Linked DNA regions of Mus musculus: region 1 is linked to region 2. The links are chromatin loops, found by intact Hi-C in ENCODE. Cell type or tissue: gastrocnemius. All regions are shown on one strand. Links, peaks and the distances in the headings refer to the core of each region. The heading gives the core; the rest is flanking DNA.

Region 1 (8,338 bases), core at 111-8,110, 72 kb before region 2:
CAGTATTCCTTGGGTAAGGTTGCTGGGTAAATATATAAGTTGTCAAATTAAATCTGAATTTCAAAAACACAACAGACACTTTTGAATACACCTCAAATGTCATAGGGAAGAAATTTCACATCTTTTATTTCCACGTGCAGAACCTGACCGCCTTGTTCTTGGAGCTCTGAGATGTTGAGAATCACAACAGGTTAGTCAGTTAATTAACAGAGGGTATTTTCCATATTTATATGGTTCAATCTTATTGAAATTCTTATTTAGCTTTCTTCACAAGAGAAAAGGGCTCGATTTTACTGAGGAAAACAACTCTATTAAAATACTTGTATTTACAAGACTTTTTTTTAAAGAAAAATAAAATATACATTGTGAGAGATGTTAAAAAGTTGGGTTTTTTGTTTGTTTGTTTTTTGTTTAAAAAAAGTAGCTGGCCCGGCCACGCTGCCTCCTGACTTTCGCTGTTATTTAACCATTTGTGATTTTTGAGACAGGGTGTCAATCTACAGCCTAAATGGGTGGAATCTCTTAGGGCTTCCTGCCTCTACCTAAGTATGGGAGACAGAGCTTTGTGCCATGTCGCCTTCCAGCTACCTAGGAAAGTAGGAGTCATCAGACTTAAGAGTAGACTAGCTTGGTCACGATTTACCAATCTGAGATGCTGTGTCTTGAGATGATGGGGTTCGCTTAGTGACTTTTCGGGCTCCCATTCCTGTCAGCAGTGTTAATGAATTTGGTGTTCCTGCTGAGGTGTCTGTCTCAGAGCATACGGGTACAGCAGAGCCCAGTAAGGCCTCCTGATGGTTATATTCTTATTTTTATTCATTTTTAAGAATTAAGAATTTCAATTGGTGGTGGTGATATATGTCTTTAATCTCAGCACTCAGGAGGTAGAATCAGGCAGATATCTGAATTCAAGGCCAGCCTGGCTTACAGATTGAGTTCTAGGACATCCAGGATCCAGGGTTACACAGAGAAAACCCTGTTTCCAAAACTCACCCCTCTCCAAAAAAAAAAAAAACTTTTTTCAGAACTCATTATTTCTTCCTTGCATGAGATTTGTTATTTATATATCCTTAATACACTCTATGTGTAATGCTCTTTTACAGTATGGTTCAAAATACGGTGCATATACTATCAGTATACTCATCACTTTCAAGCTTGTTGAAAATATTTAAATAACTGGAAAGGAAAAGGAGCAACCAAAATAGCTTGGTCAGAGGGGGAGGGGCAACTGTGGTCACCAATCCTGATGATTTGTTGTCAATCCCAGGGCCCACATCCTGGAAAAGAGAGAACTGATTCGCACAAGTTATCTTTCAGCCACCACATGCATGCTGTCAATGTGCCCCCCCAACACACACACACACACACACACACACACACACACAGAGAGAGAGAGAGAGAGAGAGAGAGAGAGAGACAGAGACAGAGAGACAGAGACAGAGAGAGACAGAGACAGAGAGAGACAGGGAGAGAGAAAGAGACACAGAGAGAGACAGAGACAGCACACACAGAGAGACAGAGACACAGAGATGGAGGCATGTATGTGATTAAAAAAGACTAGTTCACAAAATATATAAGAAAAACAATCCTCAGACTCAGTAATAAGAGAACAACCCAACAGAGAGTGGACAAAGGTTTCAGCATACATGTCACCAATGGGATTCCATTTATATGAAAATCTTATGTGTGTGTGTGTGTGTGTGTGTGTGTGTGTGTGTGTGTGTATGAGGACTGAACTCAGGTCATTAGGCTTCTGCAGCAAGGGTTGCCTACTACTAAGCCACCTTGCAGACCTGAAAGTCTTGATTATATACATAACTTACCATTCCATTTAAAGAACTGGTCATTTGGGAAGGAGGGCGTGTGATAGGATTACCAAGAGACACGAGTGAAGCCTCTAGGGTGACAGCAGGGTATCAGGTATGTTGACTGCCAGACATAACATTTTATACTTTGGATATGTGAAGTGTGTTGTGTGTCTTCTAAACCATGATCAGTTTGTTTTGGAAAGTAAATTCTGGCTCAGAAGCATGGCATTGTATACAGGGTGGAAGGGGCAGGATCGTAGTTAGTCCTGTCAGGCACTGTCATCCAGTACAGGGGAGGGCAACCTGGTTTTTTGGTTTGGATTGGTTTTCCACTAGAAGAACAGTTGCATCATTAGGAGGATAAAATAAAAGCTCATGGGAAGAGCGATGTAAGGAGAGAGAGAGAGAGAGAGATGTGCTGGTTGCTTATCTAGCCCACGACAATTCAACACTTGCCATGTTTCATCACGACAGGAAATAAAAGCTTGGAATTGCTGTGCATCCAATTGGTAGTGACAGTGTGCTGGCTCGTTACTCAATTCTCTGTACTGATTTGTTAGAGGGTGTTGTCATCCCCACAGGTTTTCAACACTCAGTGAAGTCATTCATTCTCAGTCCATTGTTTTGGAAACTTGAGCGAAGATCAGTTGGCTTCATGGGAGAGCATGCTCGCAATGATGTAGTGCTAACAGAAGCTATTTCTAGCACAGTAGTTCTCAACCTGTGACCGCTTTGGCAAACCTGTCTCCGAGAATACTCACATTGTGGCTCATAACAGTAGCAAAATTGCAGTTATGAAGGGGCACCAAAAATAGTTGTATGGTTGGGAGTCATCACAACATGAGGGTTGAAGCATTTGGAAGGTCGAGAACTACTGCTCTAGCAAGTTTTAGCATTTCTCAGTACCCCTTCTCTCAAGCATCTCCATGACCAGTCCTTGTCTCTCTTCTTGCCCACCACTCTCTCTTCCGTTCGACAACTCGGATTTTGGAGGAGGCTGTATATTGCCTCAGAACTGCTGATTTTACGTTGCTGGCCCCCGCTATGCCTTCTGCGTTATGCTTCTGTGGAGCTCTGGTGTCAAGTAATTTCAGAAATGGTCGCGGTGTGTCGGTACGTTCTAGAGTTTTCTGTTCACACACGAACCAAATTATATAGTTGTGATTTTAATTGTCTCTAGGTGACTTTATTTAACAAAGCCTGGAAAGCAGTGGAAATCTAGGGCCGGGATAGAGAGGACGACTTCCATCAGCCGTCGGTCGACTCTTCTTCCTGAAAGTTGACATGTCGGTTTGCCATTGCTATAAGAAGAAAATGTCACAGACTGGGCAGTTTATAAAGGAAGTTTATCTTGCCTCACCACTATCCGAGAGGCTGGGAAGTCGGAGAGCACCACACTGGCATCTGGTTGCTGTCTGGTGAGGGCCTCATACTGTATCGACACTCTGTGGAGAGGCAGAGAGGATCTTGTGGGAGTGCAAGAGAGCAGAGGAAGCTGTGCTCGTTTCATAACCTACTCTCATGATAACCGACATTTTCCCACAGGAAGTAACTTACTCCTGCAAGATTAACATTAATGCTTTCAGGAGGATGGAGCCCCATGAGACCCAAACACCTCATAAAAAATCCCAGCACCTCTCCACATTGTTACCCTGGGAAACAAATTTCAACATGAATTTGGGGCACTGATTCCTATAGAAAGAATCCTTACTCTGCCCACAAAGGCTGGAAATGCAGGTAAACATCTACACTGGGTCACAGGCTCTGCTTTAAAAGAAAGCCATGGGATTAAGCTGCTCTTTAAGGAGTAGACTTTGTGTTCAAAATATAATTTGAGGCGTAAAGTCCAACCATGATAAGTTTGCCAGGATTCCGGCCTTTTAAACAGAAAATGTGAAATGAAAGATGTTGAAATTCTTTATGACTTCAGCTAGGGATTTGGCTTCAGTCTGTATCTTGATAAATCATCCAAACACTGGACAGCATTTGTGTTCAACTAGATAAAACTAGAATTAATAGGATAATGTCATCGGAAAGTGTGTATTACTAATTCTTAATAGTATGCCATTATTTTCCTTGACAGACACATTTAATATCCCGGGAGAGTCATATATGAGGAAATAAGCACCATTGTGGGATCTTATCCTCAAATAGGGCCACCTGTATACACAATGGCCACTTGTATACACAATGACCATCTGCATACACAGCTGTCACGTGTATACACAATGGCCACCTGCATACACAACTGTCATCTTTTTCTTTTTGTCAGCTATTTGTATTGCCTCTTTGGAGTTGTCACTTTGTCCAAAGTAGTGAACACCCCCCCTCAAATGTCATAAGTGGCTCCTTTGCACCTACTGGGACAGGGCTATGTACCCATTAAATCTTCATTAAGTCCAACCAACAATAGGGATTTGCTTGGAAATTCTCCTAGCTCTGTGAATTGAAGCAGCAGACTGTATTGGTTCAGAGCTGTTGATAATTGTGTTTCCTGCTCCCAAAAGAAGACCTGGGGGCATGAGTTTGGGTGGAAAGAACGTATGTCTGGAGACATAATTTATTCCAGGAAGACCCATGGCAAGTGAGAAATGTGAGAGAAGTTATGCTAAATATGAAGGAAGGATAAAGCCAACAAGGTAACGAAATGGTTAGTTTGCCTCTGTAGGAAGTCTGGGCACCAACCTGCCGGAGATTCTGGGGAGACTTTATGCCTCACATCTGAGAATTATCTGGATGAGGGGTAAGAAGGTTTGGTTCCCTGCTTCCCAACTCAAGTTCTCATTGGTTGAAGGTCATTTCACGTGACACTAAACAGTGCCACCTAATCTCTGTAGGCTTTGCTTTGTTCACTTGGGGCAATGCATATTGCTGCTACTACCGGTCCAGGGGCTGTTCTGTGCCAAGGGGTATCAAGAATGTATAAGGGCTGTGAAGTTCTGTTTCCATTTTAAGCACCAATCTGACCATTTTATAAGAATGCCTTCTTGTTCTGTGTGGCTAGAACAAGTGGTGAGTGTCCGTCAAGCTATATCTATGGGGCTGCCACTGCATCTGCCTTTTAGATTGGTGTATAAGGTCAGCACTTTATAATCTAGAAAGAATATGTTTCATTCCGATTGTTCCCCTGCTGAGAGAGAACTCATTACTTTCAGGAGAAAGGGTCAATATTTTTAACATGAGATACCTGTCCCTAATGTTGATTGGATTTCCTACTCTGCTATTGGCAAGCTTCTTTTTTGGACTCTGCAGCTTTGTGTGTGCTGTCTCTCCAGGAATGCTTTACAGACTAATCCAGCCTTCCACCACTGGGGCCAGTCCTCTGTAGGATAGGATTTTTTCTTCTCCCTGTCTGGGTCCATATGTCCATCATTGTCACACATCGTCCATGAGGCTACTAGCATGAAGTGGGTTTCAGGTCCCTGCCATTCCTACAGTAAGGAGTTAATGACAGAATATAAATATTCTGTTATGACTATCACATTAAAAGTTGGCTCTGTAATTTTTATCCTTAGCTGTTTATTAGTGGTGTGGAACATTGCTCAGTCCTCAGAGTTCCTCTTACTTATCACTATCTTTTAAAGACATGATCTTCGCTGCCCTCCATGAAAGATGACAGACTGTGTATTGGACACAGATCTTTCCCCTGCGTCCCAGTAAACAAAGTGGTTTGGTGATGATGCTCTTGCTTTATTTCATCTAAAACAAAACACAGAACTATGAGAATGGCTCTCTGAACAAAACCACCAAACACTGATGGAAAACAGGACACATTAAGGGTTCAATCTTAAAATCTGTGTCCAAAAGAATCTCCCGAGAGCCTCTACAGTGTGACTCTACACCAAATCCCCTTGCTTTCTAAAACTCATCTGGCAGCAATAAACAAAATGAGGTTTTAATATATAGGGTCACTTCTAAGCAGAAAGTTGAAGGATGTTCTTCCAGTCTGCTCCACATGCAGCCTTAGCACGGGGCTCCTTCCTCTGAAATGGAGGAAGGTTAGCATAGACAGAGAAGAGTCCTCTTTCTCCTTGGCTGACTGTTTTTAGGACATGAGAGTAAAAATTGTTTTCCAGGGCTGGGGATATAGCCAGTGCATAAAAACACTTGCGGTGCAAGCATGAGGTTCCCAGCACTCACATAAAAAGCTGACCAGTGCCGGTGGCCCACCTATAATCTCTGCACTTGGGAGACAGAGATGGGGGAAGATTGGCTAGCTAGACAAAAGGAATCAGAAAGCTCTGGTTCAGCAAGCGATTCTGCCTCAGAAAACAGTCATGAAGAAAAATACGGGATACCAGCCTCTAGCGTCCATCTGCAAGTGCAAATGAACATGCACACAAAAGTACCCACATGCACACTAACGAACACACACACACACACACACACACACGTGAACATGCCTCCCATACACGTACAAATGAAGAGCATATCCTTGAGCCATATTTTTGTGAACTAAAAGAAACTGAAGTTCATGAGAAAAAACACAGCAATGTTCCAGTGCTCAACAGGTCTCCATGGTGTAAGCTGCTTTGCTAGAGTCATTTGTCAACAAATACCACAGCTGCACACACTCAAGTTCGAAGACATCTAACATGAGACTCTCATCTCATCCGAAGAGTCTAAGCTGCGACGGATACAGACCACCAGGATTTATCTTTGTCTTCTCTGTCAGCCAACATTCTCTTGTTGCTGTGTCCTATGCCGCCAATTGCCCAGAAATCATGTGCGATTAGCGTGAGAATCTATTTGTCTGCTGGTTAGACGTTGTTTTCACACCCCTGGCAATAAACTGTTAAGACTCGGGAAGCTTCATTTCCCCATGCTTGTTTAAAGAAGAGGACTCAGCAGTCAGAATTAGTCATGGGACCTGTCTCCTGACCACACAAGCTAGAGTGGTCCTAATCACCTTCCTTTAATGATATGGAATTGGAATGAAGAGAACAGGGATAACTAACGAGGTGGGGGACAGCCATTTTAAAGTTGCTTTTGCTGAAAAGCTATGACTCCTTACCGAGCGAGGTCCACAAATAGCTAGAAGCTGGATGGAAGCTTGCTTCCATCTCCTTCCCTTGGTCACCAACATCCCTCTGCAGGCAGGCATGCTGACCACTCAAGGAGCCCTTGTGGAGACATTACAGACAGACAGCCTGTCTCATTCTGCTTCAAGGCTGAAGGCATGATGAATCACGCCCCTCAATCAACATTTCTACATATTAGCTTGATTCATTATGGGAACAGAGCAAACATGTAACATGCTATTTGACTCCATACATGAGAATTTGAAAATGGCTATCAAGAATTCTGGGAATGGTATTTTAATGTACTTCCCACTCCTGTTTCGATCGGCATAGCTAGGCCACCTGCCACTTCTCAGAGAGAACTTGTGGAGCTGCAAGTTGGCATCCGACCTGAAGAACTTGCTCATGTCTCTTTACTAAGTTTTCGTAGGTCCTGTCTTCCTAGGAACAAGGCCCTCCATTTTACACTGTATATGTTTCTACTTTCTGGAAGCCTGAAAGCCAAGTTAGAGTCAAAGTTTCTGATGAGGAAACTGGAGAATCCACTGAGAACTAAAATTACTTCCATCAAACAAGGTTGTTGTTGGTGGTGGTGGCGGTGGCGGTGGCGGTGGCGGTGGCGACAGCAGTGTGCATACTGCACAGACAGGTGCGGAACCATGTGAAGGACGTCCAGTGTCCTGCTTTATTCCTTCAAAGCAGGGTCTTGCTCTGAACCTGGAGCTAGACGTGGTGTCAGCAAGCACCAACAATCCTGTCTTTGCCTCCCCGCAGCACTGGAGTTGCATAGTCCCTGTCTGACTTGTTCTATGTCTTCTGGATTTGAACTTAGGTCTTTATGCTTGTACAGCAAGCACTTCCTCAGCAAGTCCTCCCCCCAGCTCTCGAACTTGATATTGATAGTTAGTTCTCAGACATGATGCCAAATTCCCTATGGGTTTTATGTTACATTCCTTTCTTTTACTTTTTATAGTAAAGATTTTTTAAATTGATACAATTTTATTACTTAGATATGTTGAGTTTCATTATTATTTCTTTATTAGCAAAGTTTAGACCTGCTCGATAATTTTAAAAGATTCTCCAAATGAGGCACACATGTAGTGGAAGCCTGCAGATCCATAACAGCTTCCCTTTTCCAAGATACCTGGGACACCTTCTTGTGGCTTCTTCCTCTAGGTTTCTCAACATCTACTTTGCCATCCTAATTTTATCCCCTCTCCTTGGTTTGCCTCCTGCTCCCCAATCCTAGATTTACTCCATCTAGGACACAAATCTAAAACTCCAACCTATAAGGCAATAAATTAGGTTGATCTCCTCAATGGAGAGCAGGTTCTTTGATGTTGATGCAGTCAATGCTACCAAAAGGAGGAAAAAGAGAACTTGAGCATAGGTCACACAGGTAAGTATCAGGAATATTGATGCCTAACTTTGCACATCCCCATTCCACTCTATGTGCTGAAAAGAAGTCTCTGCATCTAGAGGCTCTGCACTAATGAGGGCTGAAACACC
Region 2 (8,338 bases), core at 333-8,332:
GAGTATTCCAGCTTAAACATACCTAAGATTCAAGTCTGGTATCCACATATAAGAGAACCTGTGGATCTTGTCTTTTTGTGTCTGGGTTGCCTCTGAAAGATTATTTCCAGTTCCATCCATTTCCTGCAAATCTCACTATTTTTTTTACAGTTGAATAATATTCTATTTTATATTTGTGAACCACATTTTCATTATCCACTCATCTATGGCTGGACTTAGGTTGTTTCTGTTTCTTGGCTGTTGTGATTAGAGTAGCAAAGAACAGTGATGAGCAGGTATCTCTCTTGTAGGATGTAGAGTCATTTGGAATATTCCCAGGACTGTTATAGCTTGATCATATGGTAGATATATTTCTAGCTCTTTGAGGAACCTCCACGCTGTTTACACTCCTGCCAGCAATGAGGAAGTATTCTCTTTCCCACATTCACACAAACATTTGTTGGCTTACTTTCTCTCTTTCTTTCTTTCTTTCTTTCCTTCTTTCTTTCTATTCTAACTGGGGAAGATGAAACCTCAAAGTAGTTTAAATTTGCATTTCTCTGGTGGCCAAGAATAGTAAATATGTAATATTTATATAATTATACATTTATATTTATATAGTTATATAATTAACTATGCAATATCAGCCATTGTTTTTTATTTGTTTGTTTTTAACTCTGTATGTTATAGACACCCTCTATCATATGGATGGCTGATAAATATTTTTCCCACTCTCTAGACTCCCTCTTCACTGGGCTGATAATGTCCTTTGCACCCACAGAAACTTTATAGTTTGAGGTTTCAGTTCTTAAGAGAACATCCTGTCAGCTATGATGCACACCTATAATCCCAGCACAGGGAAGGCAGAGGAAGACAGGTCTTTGTAAGTTCAAGGTTAACTTGAGTCACAGGGAGATGATTCTATCTCTAAATTTAAAATACAAACCTTTGTTTATCTGTTTTTGAGACAGGGTCTCTCTACATAGCCCTGACTGTCCTGGCAGACCAACCTGGCCTCCCAAGGACTGAAGGTATGCACCACCACACCTAGCTAAAATCATTAAGAAAGAAAGAAAGAAAGAAAGAAAGAAAGAAAGAAAGAAAGAAAGAAAGAAAGAAAGAAAGGAAGGAAGGAAGGAAGGAAGGAAGGAAGGAAGGAAGGAAGAAAGAAAGAAAGAAAGAAAGAAAGAAAGAAAGAAAGAAAGAGAGAAAGAAAGAAAGAGAGGGAAAAGGGGGGAAAAGGGGAAAAAAGGGAAAAAAGAAAAAGGGAAAAAAAGGGAAAGGGAAAGGAAAAGAAAGACGGAGGGGGAGAGAGAGAGAGAGGAAATCTAATATCAACAGAAAACAGTGGCCTATGTAACTGAAGAGTGTAGTCTGTTGTAAAATTGGAGGGAAGAACCCAGATGCTTCTGAGTGCTGGTGCTGCCATGCTGCCAACAACAGGCAACTGTGGTAAAGTTATTTACAACCAGAGCCTAATTTCTTCATGTGTAAGGTGAGACGATTCCATGACAGGATTTCCACCTTCCCGCCTGACATCAGGAGGAGCTCCCAAGTGACAAAGCCTGCCTTTGCCCTTGAATAAGTCCTGTCCACTTCAAAATAATGATGTCTTTAGACTTGCTGTCTAGATGATATTGATGAGTTCTGGATTTGGTAATGATGTAATGAAATGGACTATGAGAGGAAAGGAGGAGCCCATTGTTGGCGGCACTTCCTGTACTGGAAATGTTGGGTCTCCATGTGTGGCATAAGAAAGCAGGGATTTTGCTTACTGTAGTGGAAACTGTATCACAGTTTTCTTTAAAACACAAACTTGTAAAAATATTAAGTGCAAATTAATAGGTGGAAGTAAATTGGAAGCCTGGACACTTTGTAACCCATGGAAACTTCTAGATGGTTCTAGCTAAACTCCCGTGTTTGTAACCCCTAAACCAGCTTTTGTGATTCCCTAGCCAGCCATTTGCCCCATCTCAGAAAAGCCCCATGAAGCCACACAGCGGATTTGGCCTTTCAGGCTGCCAACTATCTCCCACTTATAGCTCTCTAGCTGCTGGTTGCTGATCAAAGCCTCTGACAAAGACTACCATGTTGAAAAGAGGTGAGGTTGGAATCTTTCAAAACCAGAAATCGCCCCCTTCTCTCCTGAGAAGGCCGTTCTGTATAGTAATCAGCAGAAAAAGAGAGTGCGTGGTTTGGAGCAGTTTCCTGACGATTCTCCATTATGATGGTTCTTTAAGGTGAAGAGGAAGCGTGCTGGAGTTAGTTGCTCAGCTCTGTTTGCCTACTCCATGAATACAGAGCTCCTTAGCCAGGACTCTAAGCAACTATTCTGACAGGTTCTTCCTCAGGTATGAAGCCATGGACCTGCCTTTCAATGCATCTCACCCTCTTTACCTCTGATTTTCAATTTCATCCTATTTCCATGACTGTGCAGCCTGCCTGGGCTCCCAGCGATCTCCCAGGAGGGTTGGTTGCCCAAGGCTTTTGAGATGAGCCCCAGGGAGAGAATGTTTTTCTTTGTGTGCTAGAAGGAATCCTTCGATCTGGGAGTAATGGAGTTATAAGCATCGGAGAAACTCAGGCTGGCACCTGTACATCCATCCTGTAAGCATGTCAGCAAAGGTGAGGTGCAAGGCTGTGCCTGTCCAGTAAACACAGATCCATTTATTTCTGTGATTACATATCCAGATACTCTGTAGTCTGCCTATAAATACATGTTGATTTTCCTCCTCTCAGTGAAGGGTTGGTTAGTAGGGACTTGGCCTTCATTGGGTAAGAGCCATCTTTGTTATGAGTTATTGTAGGGAATACCACAGCATGACTGTGCATTCATCTTTATGTACCTTCTACCTGCTAGCAATGCCCACATTTCATCAGAGCACCAACCTAAGGATAGAGCTTTAATTTCTGCAAATACAGTTACCCAACTTTAAATTGTTTTTTATTTGTATTTGCATTATGCTGTGAGATATGCATAAGGATACCAGGTTGTAAAAGATCAAAGGCCTTTGGTTTGAACATGTTGGGGAGGGAGGAGTGAACCTGCAGCTGAGAAAAGATGCCGAGAGGAATAGGCAGGGGTTGGGGAGTGCGAAAGAAAGTGAGCAGCTTCAAGAATTATTAGCTGGCAGTGGTGGTTCATACTTGTAATTCTAGTACTGGAGTGCCAAGACAGAAGGATTGACACATATTCTGAGGCCAGTCTGAGCTACATAGTGAGAACTTGTCTCAAAAACAAAACAAAACAAAACAAAAACAAAAACAAAAAACAGACAGAAGTTGTACCTGGGATTCTCCAGTGTTCATGGAGACTACGTGAAAACTTTCCAGGAATCAAAAACCAAACAAGCGCAGCTGATGCGTTGTATTTTTGGATGTGATTTTCAGGTTGATGACTTGATGTACATCTTTGAAGTTCCAGCTCTAGATAGCAAGAAGAATGTCAGAATGAGAGCGCATCTTAGGCCTATAGAACAGATACACAAGCGTGTAAAGAAGCAGGAGGGAAGGGCACTGGGGACCAGCCCCTCTGATAGAGTGTAGTCCAGCCTTTGGGAGGAGGATGCAAGAGAATAAGGCTGTCCTAGGCTACAGAGGAGACTCTGGCTCAGATCAACCCTTTCACCCTCTAAAAACAAAAAGGTAAAAATAATAGAATATAATGAGGATATTGGGAGGAGGTGAGTGGTAGGGACCTGGCCAGACTATAGAACACAATGCCTAGAAGTAGATAGTGAAGGCACAACATGGTATTTTGCAATTCAGTGAATGGAAGAGTTTCTTTCTTATTTTGTTGGAATTCTGACTGAGATTCACCTCCAAGCTGTGTAGCTGAAGAAAACTTTGAACTTCTAATCCTCCTTTCACATCCCAAGTGCTAGGATTATAAGGGTGTACCATTAAAGTCTGGCCCTAGAATTCCTTAGTTCTCATTTTAGCCACTGGGTCTATCATCCCCACCCCTACAACCTTCCCCATCTCCAGTAAATGATCGGGATGAAGGGAAAAAAAAACCTTAAGCCTAATGCCATGACTCACAGCTGTAACCCCATCATGGGAAGCAGACACTGGAGGATTGCTGCAAGGTCACCAGCCTGGTTTACATAGTGAGAGCTAGATAGGGAGACCCTGTCTCAAAACAAATCTCAGAAGTGATAGGGTATAATTTCTGCAGTTGGTCAGAGGTCGACTTTAGTACTGTTGGGAGGTAGCTATGAGTGGTGGCAGGAGTTGGAGCTCCTGGAGAGAGGCAGCTCAGCCATTCCTGCCTCTGAGAGCTCTTCCCTCTTCCTTCCCCTCTCAACACATACCTCAGTTAATCCCAATTCTGGCCCTGAACTCAGGCTTCAGAATTCATGTTAAATACCAGACATAGTGGTGCACACTTGTAATCCCAGCATTTAGACAAGGGAGATGACCTCACTGGTCAGCCACCTACCCTGTGTGATGAGTTCCAGGTCAGTGAGAGATGCTGCTTGTAAGGTGGAGATGTCTTCTGGTATCTGTGCACACGCACGCACACTTTTGCTTACAAATATGCATACAAAATAAAAATAACTGCCTCCATATTATTTCTTAGATGTGCCTTCATCTCAAACCTGGTTGTTTTTACGGCACTGTATGGAGGCTGATAGAGGATGCCTTGGGAACTAGCCAGCCAGCCACTGATGATAGAAGACTGTCCAAGTCACACCAGAATTACAATAGTCAGTTGAGCCAAGAGCACAGACATTTGACTTGTTCTGTGCATGTTAGCCATCACATCAAAATACGAGGCTGATGCACTCTTAGGAGTGTTCCACACAAGTTACAGGTGCACATGGCTCTGAAGGAAGCTTCTAGGCACCTGAACAAGAAAAGCTTCAGGGTCCATTCTACTTTGGTTGGAAAGGAAGCCTTGTTCTTGGGTATCTGCCAGTGACAAGCAGGATTTTGACCTGCCAGTTGGTAGTGGGTGTAGGCTCCTTTGCATGCCGCTTTTTTCCTGCATGGAATCTTCCTCTAAAAGGGGGGCTTTTAGGGGATAAACCCACTCCCAATAGGTAGAATTTTCTGAGCTGACTCTCTTTTGACCCCACTTGGATAAGCAATCTGAGCTAATAACAGGAATCTTTGGCCATCACTGTCCCACCTGGGAAGAAGTAAGCACTAACAACCTTCCTCATTAGGGTCTGAAGCAGCCTGAGGCTGGACGGCTAAAAGGAGGTAGAGTCAATTAGGAATCCAATGGGACCAGAGAATGGATTCAGAATTCATTGAAATTGATGGAATGCTCCGAGCCTCACATAGAAATGCCCCCCTTTAATTTCAGATCTAAAAGCTTGACATATAGAACCAAAGACTAACTGACCCACATTTCCCCCCCCCCCTCATTTTACCCATGACCAGTAAAAGGCTGAAACAACCCTACTGCTCATCATATCCTAATTTGGTAGGCCACCTGGGTATGGTATATGTTTAGGCTGGCTTCAGACTTGGTGTGTGGCTGACACTGGTTGTGAACCCCCTGTTCTAGCTGTCACCACCTCTTCAGTGTAGGGTGGAGCTACAAGTCTGTGCTGCCATGCCTGGTTTGTTAGTAATGAGCTTTGGCTCTGATCTTTCCCTGCCTCCTGTCAAGCCATGGAGTGGGTACACCTGTACCGTGTAAGTGTGCTGCAGCCTGTGTCTGCCCTGAGACCCACATTCTGCTTTAAAATCTCTGAGTGGTAAGGAGCCACATTTGTGCGGCCCTCCTACCTGCTGTTTTCTGGCCAAATTTGATTGGTGGAAGATCAGAGCAAAACCACGCATTCTGCTCCTCCCCACTCCCTCTGACACCTAGAGTATGAGTCACCTCTGTGGTCCCAGCTCCTACTGGACACTCTGCCCTGTCTCCAGGTGACCCCTGCCTTTGTAACTGCAGCTCCTCCAATTTGGGAGCCGTAGCTGCTGAGCTGTGACTGGTCTCTGGAGTGCCTCACTGTCCCCCGCTTTGTTTCTCCACTCTACTCTTTGAATAACAGTTCTCTGTATTATCTCTGCTTGCTAGACCCTACCCTGGCTTATCTTTTCTTTATTGAGCCTTGATGAAAGAGGAAAACCATCATCCTCTGTGTTCTTTCCTACACTGTACAGACAGATTAATGTTCAATCATAATGATGTCAATGAAACCGTTCTTGTCTTCAAGTGTAAGAACTAGTAGCTGGTTCATTAACATTGTAAGTCAAGCTGATTAATCAACATTTGCCTTAATTAAAGGAAAATAGTTTTCTTTTCTTAAATTGTTTCCCCCAGGAGTCAGTGTCATGCTTTCTCTGTGGTGTGAGAATGGATTCCTCTGATTTTGCAGGTCTTTGTCATCTCTGTCTACCATGACTTAACCATCAAAAGGGAGCCTGCTTGGTGTGGGATGGTTTAGTACTTGGAGCGACTGAGTTCTAACTCATGCTGTTGGTTTTGTACCTGGCTTTGGTAATGAGCATGTTCCTGTGGCCTTCCCATCACAAGCCTGGTTTTTGTGACCTCTGCAGTCCTGTTTGTGCCAAGCCCTGTTCTTGGCTTCTACACAAGGATCCCCACAAGGGCTCTGTCTGAGAAGGCGGTTTCCACGACTGGGGAGGAAGGGGTTGGTCTGCCTGCCAGCACTGGCTTTGAGACCACCGCTTGTTTTTCCAAGATTAATAATCGCAGAGATCTCCAGCCATGTTTTCTTTTCCAAAATACTTTCCAAAAAGTCTGTAAGAATGTCTCTGAAGCCTTTTCCCTTTGAAGGCAGAAGGCCTAAGGGAAGCATAAATTATAACTTTGCAGAATAGTATTTAAAACCTTATCCAATTTTTTCTCTTAGCTCACACACACACACACACACACACACACCTGCCTTTTCACATAGTTAAGTGGTTCATTTGTGAGGAATAACCACTGAGCTATTGACAGAGCAGGCACTTGAATTCAGTTCAGTATGTGAAATGAAAGAGTCAGCTATAAAGCCTCAAATGTTTCTACTTGGAAAGCTCAAGATAACCTCCCTGCCTTGGTAGAGAGATAAATGGCAGGCAACTCATTTTAAAGTCTTCCCTTCTCTGTCTTTCTTCTGCAGGCCATGTGTTTATACTATGGGATCCCCCATCAACAACAGGGCCCTTTTTCCATGCCAGGAACCACCCGTTGCCATGTCAACATGGCAGGCTACAGTTCGAGCAGCTGCATCTTTTGTTGTTTTAATGAGTGGAGAAAATTCTGCCAAGCCCACACCACTTCGAGAAGGTACAGTACACGTGTTCTTTCTTATTTGGGTGTGACGCACACAGCGGGATCCAAGGAGCCATCGGCTGAGCTACAGTCTCTTAAGGAGCTGCTTTTCTGGTGGGGTTGGATGAAAAACCCTACCAGAGAACGCACAGGGGTTGGGAGGAGCACTGGGGAACTTGGACATGGGGGCTCCAGATTCCCCAAGCCAAAGTTATCAATTCACAGATGACTCCACTTTTACATGATGGTTTGTGGAGCAAAAGTGGGTGGTCTTGGTTGAAGACTTCCTGGACAGGCAAGTGTGTCATGGAAACACATAGCTGAGCTGTGTGTGGTTTGGACATGGCATCTGTATGTGGTTGTGTTTTTATAAGAGGTAGTGCGTAGGCTAGCCAACTTGCTGGGCTTGGAAGTCTGAATCCAGGGTGTGTCAGAAGAACGGTGGCAAGAGCCAGCACACCACCCAGATCTGTTGTGAGGTGCTTGCCTGTTCATTCACCACAGTCCATTTGATGTCTTCAGCATGCTGATGCCAGACAACAACACTTATTCTTAATGTATTGCATGGGGTACTCTCCTACATGCTTATCAGAACAACTTGAACATATACAAAAAGTCAAAAACCAAAATGAAATAATTTTGGAAAGAATGAGTGCTCACGTGTTGCATTATCCCCAGTACTTAAGAGCCATGTGTATCAAGAGGTACTAAATGGTCTTTAAGGTTGTGCAACAGTATAATCTACTTTTCTTGCTCGTAGTGTACATTAAAAAATACAATTGTTTTATTGTCTGAGTATATCAGTAACCGACAGACCTTCACATTGGTGGATATTTTGATCAGCAGATCATTTTCCTGTTATCAATACAGTTGCAGTATGTTCCCAAGGAGATGGTTGAATGGATCACTGAGTAGCTGGGTCTGAGCTGAGTGTGTCTAGGCTGTGCTATGCGGCCCACAGTATTTTCCATATCGTGCCGTCTTACTTAATGCTACAGTGTTGTTGACTTTATCTGTTCTGATTTGTGACATTGGCTTCATCATAGGTCAGATTTGTTGCATATGTACCAAATTCTTAAGCTTAACGTTTTTATTTTTAAATGTAGAACCTTTAGATAATGT

What was found. A loop is a pair of places that touch in the nucleus more often than their neighbours do. Peaks named below come from ENCODE experiments on the same cell type or tissue, not always from the same donor. Only the 100,000 strongest peaks of a DNase experiment are listed, where the experiment ranks them.
Region 1: a loop joins it to region 2, with 2.4 times the contacts of the local background. A loop is called at or near these places in 6 of 42 quality-filtered maps.

The regions. Positions count from the first base shown.
Region 1 is chr13:62,953,736-62,962,073 of GRCm38, forward strand. No RefSeq gene overlaps it. Among named protein-coding and RNA genes, the nearest start is that of Aopep, 7.0 kb to the right of the region's middle. In gastrocnemius, for the core only: no CTCF peak of the experiment used is centred there; no DNase peak of the experiment used is centred there.
Region 2 is chr13:63,025,959-63,034,296 of GRCm38, forward strand. Aopep (aminopeptidase O) reads left to right here. Exons shown (of 16, transcript NM_001289926.1): 3 at 7,065-7,231. Among named protein-coding and RNA genes, the nearest start is that of Gm46422, 65 kb to the right of the region's middle. In gastrocnemius, for the core only: no CTCF peak of the experiment used is centred there; DNase peaks (open chromatin) are centred at 4,874, 6,543 and 7,147; H3K27ac peaks cover 1,312 bases.